Regions from separate parts of the Mus musculus genome. Here region 1 is linked to region 2. A link is a loop called in an ENCODE intact Hi-C map of the cell type or tissue named here. Cell type or tissue: heart. All regions are shown on one strand. Each heading gives the region's core, and the rest is flanking DNA. Links, peaks and the distances in the headings are about the cores only.

Region 1 (2,922 bases), core at 196-2,695, 64 kb before region 2:
CTATAAATACACTACTAAGTCAAAAATAAGAATTGTATACTCTGGCTAAGGCAAAATGTTGCTCGTAGAAGTGTGGTTTGAATTCATATACTTTCTTCATCCCATGCCAGCCAGATTGAAGCTTGTCACATGAGTGGCTGCCATTTGGTAGTTACCTGCTGTGCACTAGGGCCTGTGCCACACATCCAGTGTGCCCTGTGTGGAGCCCCAGAGCCATCCTGCTGAACAGGAATCTTATTCCTGAAAACCAGGTTCAGATAACAGGTGCCAGCCCCAAAGTGTCAGAATCCCTAAGATTTGGACTCAGGAAGACTTTAGTGTTCAGCCACAGTATATCAAGGTCTCTACTAAAGTAAAATCTAGGAGTATAAAAGGATTTTTTATGTGGTTTTTATGTTTTTTTGTTTGAGCCATATCTAATGCTCAACTTTCCAAACAGATTTAAAATGCCACTGCAATCACACCTTAATCCCTCCTTTATAGCTGTGCCACAAAAGCATTCATAGAGGGGGTAAAATGTTACCATGCTTGGGATTTACCTCAGGTCAAGTTCTTTCTAACATCGTGGTCAATGTCCATATATGTATGTGAAGGCTTTGTCAGAGCATAGAAACAAAATGTTTAGTGTAAACAGAGCCTATGTGCTCTCAGAAACTTTCCTCACCACCTCTCTCTCTCTTTCTCTCTCTCTCTCTCTTTCTCCCTCTCTTCCTTTCTCTCTTTCTCTCTCCCCGTGTGTGTGTGTGTGTGTGTGTGTGTGTGTGTGTGTGTGTAGAAAGATAGAAGGGACTCAAGAGAGGAAAGAGGGAGGGGCAGAGAGGGATAAAGGAAGGGAGGGAATGAGGGAGGGACACAGAGAGAGAGAGAGAGAGAGAGAGAGAGAGAGAGAGAGAGAGAGAGAGAGAGAGCTGCCTTATAGCTGCTAAGACTGCAGACAGAAATAGCACAACCACTGTGAGCTGTGCGCGACTCATCTCATCCAAGACCACGTTTTATCTTTCATTAATCAGTTGCTCAGAAAGAAGGAAATGACATCTGGTCCATTCTTCTTCTGCATCTTCATTATTGGAAAATATTGTGAGTATGTTCGGTGTCTAATTTTATGTGCCTTAGTGCTTTGTGAAATAGTCTCAAGTACAAATGTTCATTCCTTACATTCATGCTTTTAACCTAAAATGCATGCTCTGATAAAAATTGCAAACTCACTTTAGAATCACTCTTCTTAGGATATTTCTGATATTTGTACTGGAATATTTTGTCATAGTCAAAAGTTAAGCAAAACTAACATATTTTATAAGCCTATGCTTTATTACAGACAACTTTTATCACTGATAAAATTTAATATTTAAAGAGAGTCTGTAAGTTCTGTGCAAAGACTATGCCCGTTGCTCTACCCCAGAGTGGTCCTAATATTTGTTTGTTTATTTCGATGTGGTTGAAGCACATTACCATCCTGTGAGGTGCTGTCTGGGTGGACATCCACACAGAGATGTAGCCATGTAACTCTTTTGCCAGGTTTTTGCCTTGTTCCTTGAAAGAAAAGCAAGGGAAAGCATGAAGAAATGTAAAGCACAGGGACTCAAGAAAATAAAAAGTCATTTTACTTTTATTATAATGGCAAATTTCCTTTGTATATTAAGCCATGGTTTTTTTTTAATCTTATTTAAAATTTAAGGGGAAGGGTTGTTATACATTATACATCATTAAATTGTCTCTCTGAGTTAAGAAAACATGTATGCTTGTTATAACAATGAAATAATCCTACCCCAGATCAGAATGAAAGTTTCTAAGTCTCTTTAATACATTAGGATTGCAGGGGAAGGGGGGTTGTGAGTGTCATCAAATTTAAAACACAAGCATGTTTATATTCTCTCTCTCAAATTCTACAAACATGGTGTTTATACTGAGATATTCTACTGAATTTCTCAGGGTCACAGTCCATCTTGAATCTCTTAATTCTGATAGCATCTATTTTGATGATTTTTTTTCTTTTTCCCTCTGACCACAGTACAACTAAATAGTTAAAGATTGAGACAATTTCAAAACTAGAGAAATAACCCAGAATCCCTGAGACTATTCGGCTCCTAATTTTCTATATCTCAATCTTAACTGTGACATTCATACTTTATCTAAAGTAAGAAAATCTCAAACTGCAAATCATAATAAAAGACTGGGTCTTTCTAATTATAATTCAGTATTTAAGGTATCAGGGCTATAAATACACACACACACACACACACACACACACACACGAGCTATACCTGAGCTTTTGACATTTGCAGCAAAAGCTCTTTGAAATTAATGATCAATTTCAACATTTCCTATTCAATCTCAAGGAGGTGCATAGATTGAGAGACCCAAAAGAATATTCTACAACAGATGATCTAGTAGGAAGAACTTAAGATGTATATAAAAAGTGTTCAGAGCAGGATAAGAAGGAATGTTGACTGATGTGATACCAAAGATGCTCCAGGCTATAAGAATTCCTCGTGTTAAATTAATTTCTTAATGTATTTTTTTTTTAGAAAGGGTTTCCTTGTGTAGCCTTGGCTGTCCTAGAACTCACTCTATAGGCTAGGTTAGCCTTGAACTCACAGAGTTTTACCTGACTCTGTCTCCTGAGTGCTGGAATTAAAGGCATGCATCACTACTGCCCTGCAATAAATTTTCATAATCAAAACTTTGAAAGTGATAAGGATGATGATAATGCCAGAACCATCCTTTTACATTGAAGTTCTCTTTAGGTTTAAAAAAGAAAATCAAAAACAAAACAAAACATAAAACAGTGTAAATAGTTGCATAGTTGTACGTTCCAAATTCTTAACATTCTATGCTTTACACTGGGGTGAGGGCAACTTGGTAACACAGAGATGAGCAGTAGAATTCTAGACTACTGTAATATCTGGGCAACTGGGGGGAACT
Region 2 (2,922 bases), core at 336-2,835:
TACCCTGCCTTCCCTGACTCGAGGGGCTGTGTTCCCTCAAACTGCAAGCCAGGATAAGCCCGCCCTCTGCTAAGTTGTTCCTTGTCGGGTGTTTTGTCACAGTACTGAGAACAAAGCTAACTAACCCTATCAGGTCTGTGTGCATACATGCCACTGCCTGCCCATCGCAAGCCGTGAGACACTGACTGATAAGCAACTTACTTGTGCAAGTGAAAGAAAGCCACCTAAGTTGTTTGGGGATTTGTGGGTGCGTGGTGTATTCAGACCACAGCATGAAGTCCAGACTTACTGAAGCACCAGACCAACAGAGAGTGAGACATCCTCAGCTAAACCTGTCGTCTGACCATCCTGTGCTAGGCCAAGGGACCCACACACAGGGAACTCCCAGCTGTCCCAAGGATGTCAGCTCAGCACAGTCACCAACAATTGACAAGATTCATTCAGGTTGCCTCCCATCCATCCTTCCAAATCTAGCATTTCGCCTCCTCCTATTCCTGTGCCGGTCAGCACTGACTCTGTGCCTGCCTTCAGCAAATCTCCAACTATATTTCCTTATGTTTCATCTAACCATCTCTATCAGGTCTGTCTCTGCCTTCAGTAAAGCCCTCATGAATTACAGCCTCCTTAACCTCTTTATAATCCTGTAATTCCCTGCGTGTGTGTGTGTGTGTGTGTGTGTGTGTGTGTGTGTGTGTGTGTGTGTGTGTGTTGTGAGTTGGGGGTTTACCTAAGCGTTAATATTGGTAATAGAAGAACCTGTGATTGCCGTGGTTATGTTGTAGAGCAGTGGTTCTCACCCTTCTTGATGCCGTAACCCATTACTACAGTTCCTCGTGTTGTGGTGACTTCCAAGATTAAAGTTATTTAGTTGCTACTTCATAACTGTAATTTTGCTACTGTTACGAATCATAACATAAATTTCTGATGTGTGACCCACAGGTTGAGAACTACTACTGTAAAGAGCTATCAGAACTATTTTATAAACTACAGCCAACAAAAACAATAAATCTTACAAATGTGTTGTTATTCAGTAATTTATGACGGGGTGAAAAGACACAAATATGTCTGTCCATGTTTCTGACATCATGTGCTCATGACAGACATAATTCTTCAGTTTTATCTTCTGATAGCAAAATAAAAAGAAAGGCATAATCCTCAAGAGGCCAAGGTCCTGCCTTATGTTGTCAGAGATTTGTCTGTCTTTCTGATAGTTTAAACTGTGTAATAAACTTGGTGTTTTTTTTTTTTAATAATAAATAGATGGAACCAGAGGGAATCCAAATGAAAAATTAGTTCATAAAAATAAACTATTCTAAAGTGCCAGATATTTTAAAAGATTTATTTCGTGTTCGAAAATAAAACTCCAATGACAATCTATTTTTCAGAATTTCTCAGCTTAAAAAAAAATGCTTTTCAGGGCAACTCCCTGAATCCTCCGATGCCCAAAGACTCTTCCTGATATCTAGCTCCCCCTGGTGGCCACATATTTAGATGGCATCGGTATCAGTTCTATAGCATTTAGATACACAAAAACATTTTGGTGTTTGTTTGTTTGTTTGTTTGTTTGTGAGTGCTTTACCTGCATGTCTATCTGTGCACCATGTGCAAGCCTTGTGCCTGTGCAGGCCAGAAGAAGGCTTTGGATTCATTGGAACTGGAATTACAGATGGTTGTGAGCCACATTGTAGATGCTGGGAATGGACCCTGGGTTTTCTGGGAGAGCAGCTAATGCTCTCAACTGTTGAGCCATCTCTCCATCCCCTGCTTGTGTTTTGAAACAAGTCTCACTGTGAAGATCCAGCTGGCCTAGAACTAAGAGAAGTCCTCCTGCCTCCGTATCCCAAGTACTCGAATTATAGGCATGAGCCTTTGAATTTTTGCAAATCACTTCAAACAACAATCCAAAGAGCCTAACGACAAAACCTTCTGCCCGGTTTCTAGAGGCACACCTTGGCTCCATATACAGACAGTGCAATCTGCTGCTTACTAGACGCTCACTACAGGTGAAAACACAACACTCCATCTTCAAGTCTCCCTGTGTATCAGGAAATAGGATGTGTTACCTTTCACGTGACCGGGCCACCACATGTCACGGGAAAGAATCAATTCCGTAGCTGCGTTTTTCTGGTGGAATCAGGGGGATGCCTGTGAATCAAACTAACTGAAGTCCGTTCACATTGCTTTCTCTCTTTTACTGCTAACAAGTCATATATAAATGTGAGACAGTCTCCAGAACGATAGTAATGTGGATTCCAGACCCACCATCTTTGCTTCATCGTCCCTCGCAACCACAGGGCTGCAACATTGCGCACGGGTGCACGGAACGGGAGAGCTTAGCCCTGGGTCCTGTTCCTTCTAATATGCAGTCATGTATGGAGTCCAAACGTCCAGGGCGACTCGAGGTCACTCTGTAAGCCTGTGTGACGTTCCAGTCTAGTTCACTGGCCGTTTAAACCCCTTACGGGTTGTCTCAATGGCTTTTGAGACCAAGGTTTACGGTGTCAGATTACTCAGACTCAATTCGATTTACTAGGATTTGGGGTTGCTTTGCGATAAGATTTGTGGTATCATATGTCACAAATACTTTTTTGTCTGTTTCTATGTGAGCACTTATAAATCTGAATATGTAACAGGAAAATGTAAAAGCCTGGATTTTAGGCCCATGTGATCAGTGCGTGCTTTTCTCTGCATTAGTTCTTGTCTAGAAAATTAATTCTAAATAACCACTTTAGCTCCTATTGGTGTAGCTTTACAACTTCAAAGTTTTGCAGTTGTTTTACTAATTGAGAATTTCATGCAATATATTTTTATCATATTCATCCCACAGATCCACCCCTGCCTCCATATCTCTCCCAGCTATGTGACTTCTTTCTGTGTTTTTTTTTAATGACCCACTGAGTCTAATTTGTGTTGCCCGTAAAC

What was found. A loop is a pair of places that touch in the nucleus more often than their neighbours do. Peaks named below come from ENCODE experiments on the same cell type or tissue, not always from the same donor. Only the 100,000 strongest peaks of a DNase experiment are listed, where the experiment ranks them.
Region 1: a loop joins it to region 2, with 2.7 times the contacts of the local background. A loop is called at or near these places in 12 of 42 quality-filtered maps.

Annotation. Positions count from the first base shown.
Region 1 is chr3:79,735,901-79,738,822 of GRCm38, reverse strand. Rxfp1 (relaxin/insulin-like family peptide receptor 1) reads left to right here and starts at 872. Exons shown (of 18, transcript NM_212452.2): 1 at 872-1,077. The coding sequence starts at 1,029. In heart, for the core only: no CTCF peak of the experiment used is centred there; no DNase peak of the experiment used is centred there.
Region 2 is chr3:79,671,842-79,674,763 of GRCm38, reverse strand. All of the region lies in intron 5 of Rxfp1 (relaxin/insulin-like family peptide receptor 1), which reads left to right. Among named protein-coding and RNA genes, the nearest start is that of 4930579G24Rik, 44 kb to the right of the region's middle. In heart, for the core only: a CTCF peak has its summit at 1,474 (motif pointing left); no DNase peak of the experiment used is centred there.